Linked DNA regions of Homo sapiens: all the other regions are linked to region 2. A link is a contact called in ENCODE Hi-C data. All regions are on one chromosome and are shown on one strand. Each heading gives the region's core, a stretch centred on a gene start or an enhancer-like site at or near the end of the contact. The rest is flanking DNA. Distances are from core to core; before and after follow the strand shown. Region 1 holds the start of POU2AF1 (POU class 2 homeobox associating factor 1). Region 2 overlaps LINC02732 (long intergenic non-protein coding RNA 2732). Region 3 has its middle 31 kb from the start of POU2AF1.

What was found. Hi-C counts contacts between places; a loop is a spot of excess contacts on that map. Pooled maps may share reads with other maps.
Region 1: a map with no recorded cell type shows a loop between it and region 2 (13-fold over the local background). The contact joins the promoter of POU2AF1 here to the enhancer-like site in region 2. A Hi-C loop is called at or near these places in 5 of 37 single-sample maps with no recorded cell type and 6 of 50 pooled maps.
Region 3: a pooled map shows a loop between it and region 2 (4-fold over the local background). The contact joins two enhancer-like sites. A Hi-C loop is called at or near these places in 9 of 37 single-sample maps with no recorded cell type and 3 of 50 pooled maps.

The regions. Positions count from the first base shown.
Region 1 is chr11:111,377,390-111,381,297 of GRCh38, reverse strand. It overlaps POU2AF1 (POU class 2 homeobox associating factor 1), which reads left to right and starts at 2,023. Exons shown (of 5, transcript NM_006235.3): 1 at 2,023-2,136. The coding sequence starts at 2,121. RefSeq lists enhancers at 867-1,086, 1,307-1,396, 2,047-2,096.
Region 2 is chr11:110,371,788-110,375,415 of GRCh38, reverse strand. All of the region lies in intron 2 of LINC02732 (long intergenic non-protein coding RNA 2732), which reads right to left. It overlaps LOC107984385 (a long non-coding RNA gene), which reads left to right. Exons shown (of 2, transcript XR_007062885.1): 2 at 3,247-3,628. Among named protein-coding and RNA genes, the nearest start is that of LINC02732, 18 kb to the right of the region's middle. Within about 2 kb of position 1,840, at least 3 of the 41 ENCODE cell types and tissues checked have a DNase peak (open chromatin) inside an H3K27ac peak, as active enhancers do.
Region 3 is chr11:111,408,441-111,412,228 of GRCh38, reverse strand. It overlaps a transcript of BTG4 not described here. Among named protein-coding and RNA genes, the nearest start is that of POU2AF1, 31 kb to the right of the region's middle. RefSeq lists an enhancer at 2,253-2,312. Within about 2 kb of position 2,236, at least 3 of the 41 ENCODE cell types and tissues checked have a DNase peak (open chromatin) inside an H3K27ac peak, as active enhancers do.

The DNA of each region.
Region 1 (3,908 bases), core at 774-3,273, 1.0 Mb before region 2:
TTAACATGGAGCCTCTTGCACAGTAAGTGGTTATATTATTACTTTGTGGAAATCATCATGCTAGGCCTGTGGGGAGAAACTGAGATGAATAAGAAAAAGTTCTGAATTTCACGGACTTGGAGAGAATAAGACATGACCAAAAGAGACAAAAGACAGACCCGTGGGAGAGAGGACCAGCGAGGCCACATATCCTCCTACGAACCTGTGAGACACTCACAGAACTGGTTCTTCATTTTATAGATGAGGAAACTGAGGCTAGAAGAGTTATGTGACTTGTTGAAGGGGACACAGTGAGTGAGTGTCAGAGCCTTCATGGGAACCCACGTCTCCTGTGACTGAGGCAGGCCTGAGGGATGTGCCTCTGTTTCTCATGGAAACTCCTTGGCGCAGCCCAAGGCCTTGAGATGCTGCCCCCTGCCAGGCCAGGGTGTGGGCTGCCAGCCACCACAGCATGGGGGCCTCCACTGTCCTGAACTTCAGAGGCTTTGCGGGGAGGGCTTATAGGCAGCCAGGAGACAGCCTTCTCTGGCTTTTAAGTGAATCATTTATAAAATGTTGACAGCATTTCTCCTCAAGACCTGCCCTCAAATCAGCAACCGATTAGAGACAGTAATTCATAACTTTATCAGATGAATTTTTATTGGGGGTCACTATGCTCCAGGTCTTGTGTGGGGCACTGGAGAGGCAAAGATGAAACCTCCTTGAGAAACTGTCAGAGTCATGTGACAATTCACCATCACATAATGAACAAAGTGCTCTAAGATCTGAGAAGACGAACAAGTATTCTCTGGGCTGGGGGTTTGTCCTTCCGGCAAGAGAGGACGGCAAGGTCAAAGGCAGGGAATTGCATGGGTGTTTGGTGGTGCTTAGAGGGCACTGGGACCAGTGGTAGGAGGGCAGTTGGTGGTGAGGCTGGAAAGGAAGGCAACGGCTCGATTGTGGGAGGCCTTCTAGGCCTCCAGCTCTGTGGCTGAAGGGAGAAGGTGAATGCTTTGTAGGCTAGGGGATAGCATGATCAGGTCTAGGTGGTGCAAGATGGCTCTGAGGCAGTATGGATGGCAGAGCAGCAAGGCCCCACACCTGCTCTAGGGGGTGTGCCAAGGGGTCTTGACCCCAAACTGACTGAGTCCCTGGAGCCTGAGCATGTGGACCTCAGATATGCAGTGGCAGAAGGCTTCCAAACTGTGAAGGAACCGGTAGCCAACACCATCTACACTTCCAGATGGTGAGCCCATGACTTACTTAAAGAAGCTTCCTGTTATCAGTGGGTGGGCACTCGCAAAGAGGCTCTGTTCATCTTGTGCCTACAAGCCCAGATCCAGTCAAAGAGCACGGGCATGTTCTCCTTCCTTCCTTGAGGGTTGGCCTCTTTTTCCGTGGGCATAGCCGACATCAGAGCCAGCGCCCCCATATTTCAGCATGATTAAGCCTTGCCATTTTGGGGGTGGCTGGGGGCGAGGGGAGGGGCTACTGTGTTTCAAAATGGAATAAACAGAAAAGCAATATTGAAAGAATGAGGAGGTTGTTTACTGAGGCTTGAAGAGATGACAGGTGTTTCCTCCCAGTTGAGAACCAGTGACCCCTGGGAATCGCATTTCCCGCTGAGCAGGCGCCCATGGCGGGCTGAGTCCTGCCCATGCCCTGGTGGCCTGGAAGCCTGCATGGGCGCCGTGCAAAGATCAACGTTTTCCAGAGGAGCTTTTGGGCTCATCACTGGCCTGGGGAGGGCTTGACACGGGGTTCCCACAGCTTGCCCCACACCACCTTCACACCCACACACAGCAGGTCCCCGCGGGGCCGGTGCAGGCTGTGGCTGCCCGCGCTGCGCTGTTGCTCTGTCCCAGCTGGCTAGCTCCGAGTGTGGAGCGCTCTGGGCCGGGGCCGCTGGGGCGCGCACAGTGGGGTGACAGGCGGCCTGGCTGCAGAAACGTTGCACCGGTGCCTGAGGTGGGAGGATGTGATGACGCGGCCCACGCAGCGGGAACCCAGGCCTTTAAAAAGCCCAGGAAACAGCCTCAGCTCAAGCGGTGGCTCCACTGGAGGAAAACACACCCCGGTCTCACATTAAAGAAGCCAAACTGTCGGCTTCAAAGAGAAAAGGCAACATCCTGTCACAGGCCATGCTCTGGCAAAAACGTAAGTGGTTTGGCTGTGGCTGTCAGACCCAAGCGAGTGCCAGCGGGGCAGGGCGATCACAGCTTGGTCTGGAATTGGGGAGCTGGTGGTGGAGGTGATGGGGCCACGGGGGGAGGGGGTCTGGGTTCCAAGCCCCGGAGCAGGGAGGGGGGAGGTGGGCGGGATGGAGCCTGGTGGAGAAACCAGCCTGTCAGAGGTGATGCTGATTTTCCAGGCTGGAGGGGAACGAACTAGTGTTCCAAGGTGGGACGGCTCAGGGTACCTCCGCTTCTGTGCATGAATCACTGTGGTGAAGAAAGGGCAGTTTATGATTCACACAACAAAAGCCAGATGTGGGATGGGTTTGGGGTTGGGAGGGAAAAGCCATGCAGTTCTTTACAGGAGGGGCTTTATTTCCATAAGCAGTGGCTCTTCAGCCTTCTGTTGAATTCCCTGGGCCTGTTTCTAGCTGAGTGACTTAGCTTTCTGCCAGGTGTGACTTGTCCCTGTGGATACCCTGGGAGGAGTGGAGATCTGGCTCGGTGAAGCGTGTCCTCACTTGCTCCACTGTCTTGCCTTTCGTCATTCTTTTTCCCCTTCTGTGACAAGGCTTGTCCATCCCACTGCAAAGGATGCAGTGGGTTTATCTTTGGCCTTGATTTTTATCCCCGGAGTTGGATGAAACAATTGTGAACTTTATTTTCCTTTATGTGGACCAAACAGCGACTTACCTTACTAATAACTGAAATAATACAGATTATTTACAACATTCTTTTCACGAGGTAAACAGCGTCAACTCATCAGCTTCTGAGAGTTGAACCTTATTGGGGCTAGTTCTATACTTCCTCAAGCAAGAAGAATGACCAAAAATTGCTCTGTCTTTCTCTTAAAGATTCTTGGTTCCTTAAAATTCGTTTTAATTAATTTTAGTATGCTGTGCCTCAAGCAAGCTTAATATAAGAGAATCTAGATTTACAGAAGAAGATATATTAGGGAATGTTTTTATTTTATGGAAAGATACTTGATTGGATCCACTAAAGTTCGGAAAATATAACTTCATTGATTAAAATGTGACACTGTCATCACCAATTTATTGTTTGCTTTATGTCTTATGTAAATTTCTCTGGAATTAAGCTGATTAACCAGTAACACAGAAGAGTGATTTCAAAATTTCTCAGGTTGTGAAGACCCACCATTGTTTGATATCAAAAGGTCAATTTTTTAAAAAAATAAAGAGAAATGAGCTTTAATTTGGGTTTGAGAGTTATGGACTCCTTCCAAGATAACTAGGAATATTCAAGAATTGTTGGCACGCCACTCTTCCCAACAGGCGATGGAGCAGCGGCAGCCTATCCTTTCTGGGACAATGGCAGCTGACCCTGTTGTGAGTGCTGTGTGGATGAGAGCAGGTGGGCATTCATCTTTTTACTGGGGGCCCCTAAGCATCTGTGTGCCCTTTCACTCAGGGCTGAATCATTTGATTTTTGTGTGAGCCCCTGGAAGGAGTTTTGCCTCAGCTCCTACCTTCTATGAGCAAGCCACTTTCCTTTTTCTCAATCCTTAGGTTTTTTGTATGTTAAGTGGGGGTAAAAATCATATCCACACTGAGGATCTATCCTTAGTAAGTGAGGTGCCACCGAAGTCATGTTCATTGCTCTGTCTGCATCAGCCTCTGAGATATGAGTTGCTTCCCTGCATTCACCATCTGCCATATTCTCCCCTCTTGGTTCTGTAGTACATTTTTTCATTTCTAATTCCTTCTAAGAGATGAACAGACTTTTTTTGTTTGTTTG
Region 2 (3,628 bases), core at 591-3,090:
ATACTCAATGGGCAAAGACATGGAGTAGGGCAGAGAGCTGGATTTAACCAGGGTTGGAGTTTGGCCAAGTGAGTTTAAAGTACAATTAAAAGGACAAGGGAGTTTGGGATCTATTCAAGAGGGTGACTATGATGGACCATCCAATTTCAGTTGGATAAGGAAGTTGAGGACAGCAAGTCACAGTCACAGTCTGAGCCAATTCTCAGTGGCCAGGGCTATAGAAGGACACAGGCCATAAGAAGATAAGGAGGAACCTTGCACTGCTGGCCTCTGACAGTGAGTAGAACCCAATCTCTCTCTAAGCCAGTGACCCAATTTCCTCTGTCTTAAACAGCTCATAGTACAGCTGGCTCTTTCTCATTCTTCAGGCTGCTGTGAAATCTTCCCTGACTTCCCCAGCATAGGACACAGATCCTCCCTGCTGTTCTTAATAACACACTTTTTTTTTTATTTCTTTCAGGGCTTCTCACCATCTGGTTATTTTATTGATTTGTTTACATGTTTATTGTCTGTTTTTCCCACCAGAATGCAAGCTCCACAAGGCCAGGAATCTTTCCTGTCCAATTCACCACAGCAGCCTCAACCTGGCAGACAGTTCAGCATACAGTAAATATTCAAGAAATATTCATTTAACAAATTAGTTGATATTCTGGGTTGCTTGAAATGCTAAGCACTATACTAAGATTTTTATACACATTTTCTCATTTACCTCTCATCAGTCAAATATTTACTAGGGAAAAGCTGAAGCTTAATGAAGTTATATAATTTGCCAAAGGTCACAGAGCAAAGCCAAAATTTGAAACCCAGTCTTTCTGATTCTGAAATCCCTCTTCTCACCTTTGCAACTTTCATAAACAAATATTTTGTAAACCAAGCAACCATGCCTTATGCTAAGGTTTATACAAGAAAGCCAAAGAAAAAAGGAGGAAGGAGGAGATGCAAGAAAAGTGGCTGTGGCCCTAATTTTTGTTACGGCTATGGCATCTGTTCATGTGCAGACATTCTATAGAGTTCCAAATTAAATCTGCTTTCTGATTCTGGGTTCAAAGTTGGGTTTGGTTTGTTTGTTTGTTTGTTTTTGAGATGGAGTCTCGCTCTGTTGCCCAGGCTAGAGTGCAGTGGCGCCATCTCAGCTCACTGCAACCTCTCCCTCCTGGGTTCAAGCAATTCTGTTTTGTAATCCCAGCACTTTGGGAGGCCGAGGTGGGTGGATCATTTGAGGTCAGGAGTTCGAGACCAGCCTGGCCCACATGGTGAAACCCACCTCCACTAAAAATACAAAAATTAGCCAGGCGTGGTAACCTGCGCCTGTAGTCCCAGCTACTCAGGAGGCTGAAGCAGGAGAATCGCTTGAACCCAGCAGGTGGAGGTTGCAGTGAGCCAAGGTTGCACCACCGTACTCCAGCCTGGATGACAGAGTGACACTCTGTCTCAAACCAAAAAAAAAAAAAAAAAAAAAAAAAATTAAAGAAGGAAAAGATGCAAGATCTTTGTTTAAGAGCCACTACGTTTCCTCCTTATATCTTCTTCTTCTTTTCTTCTTGCTTTGTCAACTTCCTTTCAACACACTGCCTCCTTTCTCCTGAAGTATTTGTTTGGCATCTCCCAAAGTATAAAAGAGTCAAACTTAAAAAGGATACTAGCGGGTATGAAAGCAACAAAACAGAATATACAAAAATCTTGATCACCCATAAAGATCTAGGATATCAGAGAAATGTGTATACATGTGATCAGGAGATAGTGAGTTCAGGAGTAAAGGAGAACAAAACCAAATGATAATGACTCACATGTAAAAGAAAGGGAAGGTTGTGAAATTGTTTGCTACATTAGTACATGGGACAAAAATGTGATTGAAATTGTGTCATTCTTCTAATAACATGAATGTCACAAGTAAAACTAAAACTAGCAAGAGAATGTGAATAAAAGGCCCAGCTTGAAATCTCAAGCTTTCAGAAATAATGTTTTTCTATTTGCATCTCTTAGTACTGCTACAGAAAATGACTCATACATAGAAGGTCCAGAAAGGAACTAAATTACAGTGCTTTAAAACAAAACAATTACCCTGTCGTACTCTCAGTTGTCTTTAAATGAGCAAAAAGAAAGCTGAGATAGAAACCTCCTTATTCACAGCCTACACAGAAGCTCGTATGAAGGCAAATGGCTATTTTTGCCTCGGGGTGTGCCAGAATCAGGGTGAAAACTTGAACCATTTGCATTCTTTCAGGTTCAGTTTGAGGAGTAGCCAGACCTGTCATCCCTGGGAGGTCGGATCAGGGACCTAGCGTGCTTTGTCCTCTTACCACCCACTGCATGAATTGCAGTGACAGGCTTGAAGGCCACCAAGTGTGTCACTCCTTGTAAGACTGGGAAGGGCTGGAAAGAGTGTAAGGGTATCATTCCTTACCACATAGTCTCCCCACTCTTATTTGTCTATAGGAGTAAAGCTAAGTGCCTATGATACTCCTGCTTGGTGCCTGGAGCTGAGGTGTTCTCCTAAGGTAAAGGGTGATCCTGGAGAAGGGGCTTTCCATTCTCCATGCACAGATGGACCTGTCCATCACTCACACCCTCCAGAATCCACAGTGAGCAAAGGCAATTTCTCCAAAATTATATCTATTTTATTTTACTTTCTTTTTTTTTTTTTTTGCATTTTTGCATGTTACAGGAAAATAAATGTGTTTTAATTTTTTTATCTTAAGACCTAATCACTTTTATTTCATATCCAGGGAGAAAAGACAAAATATTTTAAAATTGGCAACCGGGCATGGTGGCTCATGTCTGTACTCCCAGCACTTTGGGAGGCCGAGATGGGCGGATCACTTGAGGTCAGGAATTCAAGACCAGCCTGGCCAACATGGCAAAACCCCATCTCTACTGAAAATACAAAAAAGAAAAAAAAATTAGCCACCTTGGATGTGGGCATCTGTAATCTCCGCTACTCAGGAGGCTAAGGCAGGAGAATCACTTGAACCCGGGAAGTGGATGTTGCAGTGAGCTGAGATTGTGCCACCGTACCCCAGCCTGGGTGACAGAGCAAGATTCCATCTCAAAAAAATAAAATAAAATAATAAAATTAAAAATTGGCATTTGGGATAACAAGGAAGCTCCATTCTGAAATAGATTCCAATTAGATCAAAGATTGAAATGCTAAAAGGAAATTGCAAGGCACTAGAGGAAAACACGGAAAGAACCCCCATTAAATATTGTAGACTGACCATATGCTTTCATCTTCTCTCCCTGTCGTAGGCTAAATAATGGCTCCCAAAGATGTGTCTACATCCTAATCTCCAGAATCTGTGAATGTTACTTTATGTGGCAAGTACGTGGCAGATGTAATTAAGTCAAGGATCTTTGGATGGTTATCCTGAATTATCTGGGTGGGCCCTAAATACAATCACAAGTGTCCTTATAGGAGAGAGGCTGAAGGAGATTTGGTACCAACAGAAGAGGAGGAGGAAATTGTGATCATGCAGAAACTGGAGTGATGGAGTCACAAGCCAAGGAATGCCAGCAGCCACCAGAAGCCGAAAGAGGCCCTGCCAACACCTTGATTTAGGCCTAATGAAACTGAGTTTAGATTTCTGGACCCCAGAACTGTGAAAGAATAAATTTCTGTTGTGTTAAGCCC
Region 3 (3,788 bases), core at 987-3,486, 1.0 Mb before region 2:
CATCTCCACATCACAAAGTGGGCTTTGAGCATTGTAGTCTTGATTGAAACAATTCTTTTGAACCTGCTCACTTCTTTTCTACCCTGTTCTAGCTTTCTGGTCTATTGTAGCCCTGGACTCTTGGGCCTTGTCTCTCATTTCTGGTCCAATTAATTTCTTAAACCTAATCACTGGATTCAGCTGACCTGATTTGACACCGTTGCCTTCTCTGACTTATCATATTTCTGTCTGCTTCAGGACACCATTCCACTGGATTTTGCTCTAGCTCCTAGGACTTTACTGGATGACCTTCTGGGGTTCTCATGTATCTGCCTCATACCTTCATGATTCCCTCAATGAATTTATTTTATGTCTATTCTGTGCCAAACACTGATATAAAGGCTAAGGAATATAGAAATAAAAAAAGACCAACAAAAATCAGACAAAATTTTGGCTACCATGGAGCTTACTTTTTTTGTTGGAGGAGACAGACATAAACAAATCAATAAATGCTGTATACTCTATATTCTTAAAGTGTGATCCATGGGCCAGCAGCAACGGTATCATCTGAAAGCTTGTTACAAGTGCAGAACCCAACCCTATACAGTCAGAATCTGCAGGTAACAAGATCCTTGGTTGATTTGTGTGCACATTACAATTTGAGACATGCTGCTTGTACAAGATAGTGTGTCCATGATATGAAGGAAAAGAAAGCACGTTAAGGGATTAGAAAGTGGAGGTGGGGTGGAATGTGCATGAGTGCTATTTCCAATAGGATGGCCAGGGAAGGCTGCCTTGGTAAGACAACATCTGCTCAGTGACCCGAAGAAAGGAGGAGCATGCCAGGTAAATCTTTTCCCAGCAGAGGAGACAGTGAGTGCAAAATCCTCTAAGCAGGACCATGGTTGGCCTGTTCAAGGAGCGGCAAGGGGGTCAGTGTGCCTGGAGCAGAGTGAACAGGAGGAGAGTAGAAGGAGACAGGAGCAGGATGAACAGGAGGAGAGTAGAAGGAGAAAGGAGCAGGAGGATGCCAGATCATTAGGGTGTGGGTCAGAATGAGAACTTGAGACTCCGCCCAAGTGGGATGGGAAACCATTGGAGGGTTTAAAACAAAGCAGGGGCATAGTTATGCCTTAAAAGGATCACTCTGGCTGCTGTTACTGTGGAAGAACAAAATTAGAGGCAACAAGACCAGGTAGAGAAGGATCACGTTAATCTAGGGTAGAAATGATGATAGCTTAGGCTAGTGTGGTAATGTCGGCGGAGATGCTGAGAAGTAGTTGTATATTAGACATATTTTGAAGGTAAAATTAATAGGATTTTCTGACAGGCTGGGTGCAGAGGATGAAAAAAGGAGGGAAGCCAAGGACGACCCCAAGTTTTTTGTCCGAGAAACTTAGATATGATTGCCATTTGCAAGAGGAGCTGATTTGATGGGGAAAATTGTGGATTTTGTTTTAGACATGTTAAGTTAGAAATGCTTACTGGAAAATCAGTAGACAGGTTGAGGATGCATTTGCTTATATGAGTTAAGGTTTGTGGGAGACATTTAAAGTAGGATGGACTTTAAGGATCTTCTACTTCATCTCACAGCTGAATAAACTGAGTCTGAGTGAGGTGAGGTGGCCTTGACCAAGGGCACACAATGAGTTGGTCATAGTGCTTACTTTTGGTCTTTTGTACTCATTGCATGCTATCTCTCCGTGCATGGAGAGACAGCAACAAATTAGGTCAACAAATTATTAAGGTAAATTTGTTTATTTGGAATTCCCAAACCTTATAGGGTTGTGGAAATGAAAGAAAACCCATCTTTGATATTTCCTGCCAAAGCCTCATTCCTAGGCTAGAGGGCTCATGGGTTGGATTCTAGGGGCCATTCTTGAATCTCTAGTTATATCAGGAGGATTGCTTGAGCCCAGTAATTTGAGACCAGCATGGGCAACATTGTAAGATCCCTGTCTCTACAAAAAATTAAAAAATTAGCTGGGTGTGATGCTGTGCACCTGTAGTCCAAGCTACTTGGGAGTCTGAGGTGACAGAGCCAAAACCCTGTATAAAAAAAAAAAGAGTTTCAGAAAGGCCCATAGACTCATTTTACAAATGAGGAAGTTGAGGCTTAGAGCAGTTAAATGACTAATTCAAGAGCCTATTGCAGGTTAGTAACAGACCTGAGACTGGAACTATGTCTTCTGACTTAACAGTGCAAAACTTAGGACTTGGAGTAGGGAGATCTGTCTTCAACTTCCATCATTTCCGTGCACCTAAAGCAGGAAGAATGAGTCCTTCACCTTCTTTAGGTTTTCACTTCCCCAAGTATGTGACACTATGCAAGTTACTTATCACTCCAATACATTAGCTTATTCATTTGTAAAGCAGAGTTAATCAAATGAGATAACTTACATAAAATGTTTCAGGAAATTGCTTTTTTTCCTACTATAGCACACAGCATTTCATATGCCAAAACCATCCAAAAGATAGGAAATCCCAATTGAACCCTTCATTAGGAAGAGGATACTGACATGGGAGAGTCCTGTGCGCATGACTTATATCCCTAGTGTCTTAGTCTGTTTGTGTTGCTATAAAGGAATACCTTGAGATTAGGTAGTTTATAAAGACAAGAATTTTCTTTGGCTCATGGTTCTGCAGGCTGTAAAAGAAGCATGGTGCTGGCGTCTGCTTGGCTTCTGGTGAGGGCTTTAGTGCTGCATCAAGACAGGCAGAGAAGGTCAAAGAGGAAGTGGGCACATGGGAAGACAGACCAAACCTGAGGGACATCCTGGCTTTATAAGAACCCACTCTCATGGGAACTAATCCATTTTCCCAAGAACCAATCCATTTCTCAAGAGCAAGAACTCACCCATTGCCTTGAGAATGGCACCAAGCCATCCCACCACAAGCGATCCCCCTATGACTCACCAGCTCCTATTAGGCCCTGCCTTCAACACCACCACAGTGGGGATGAAATTTCAACATGTGTTTCAGTGGAGTCAAATTATATCTAAACCACAGCACCTAGCCAGCTCCTTTTCCAGCTCCTATCATCTCCTAAAGGGGTGACTTTTAAATTTTTCTCCTCTACCACCTCTTCTATCCCTCTCAGAGGAAATATATGCAGTCAGATGGGAGCTTCTTTGATTTTCTGTAACCACAAACATCTGCATAAACACCCATTCCCATCTCTTCCTCCTTCTGAAATGGCGTTATCCCACTTTTTCCCTTGGCTAACTGCAATTCCCACTTCTTCTTTTCAACTCGACTCAGAGTCCACTGCATCCTGCCCACATCCACCCTCCCATTAGCAGATTGGCTGCCATCTTGTTTCCTCCCACAGCACCTTGTGTCTCCTTGATCACAGCACGAATCCCATTGTCTTATAATATTTGCTTACTCAAAAGCCTCCCTCATTAGAAGGTAGGGATTCTATTTGTCATCCCACCTACCTGGTGCCTGGCACACAGTATGTTCTTGACAAATGTCTTTGTATAGGTGAATAGGTGCACGATGCTCACTTGGGTTGCCCTGAAGATGACTTCATTAGCTTATGTTGCCATCTCTCATGGGTCTGAATTTCCTGGTGAGAGAAGAGTCTTCAGGTCATCCAGGATCTCTCTTTGCACCTCTCACCTTCAGGTAGAAATGAATGAAAGCAAAGGTGCTCTGTTTTGACTACTTTGCTCCAGCTGTACACCTGGTCCCCTGTTTGTCTGAAACCCTCTCTTGAATGGTGCAGGTGAGGACACTGATGTCAGGGATGGCTGCTGGAGGAGGCAGGTGGTCCTGGGCCAATAGCCATATAGCTATAAGCTCTT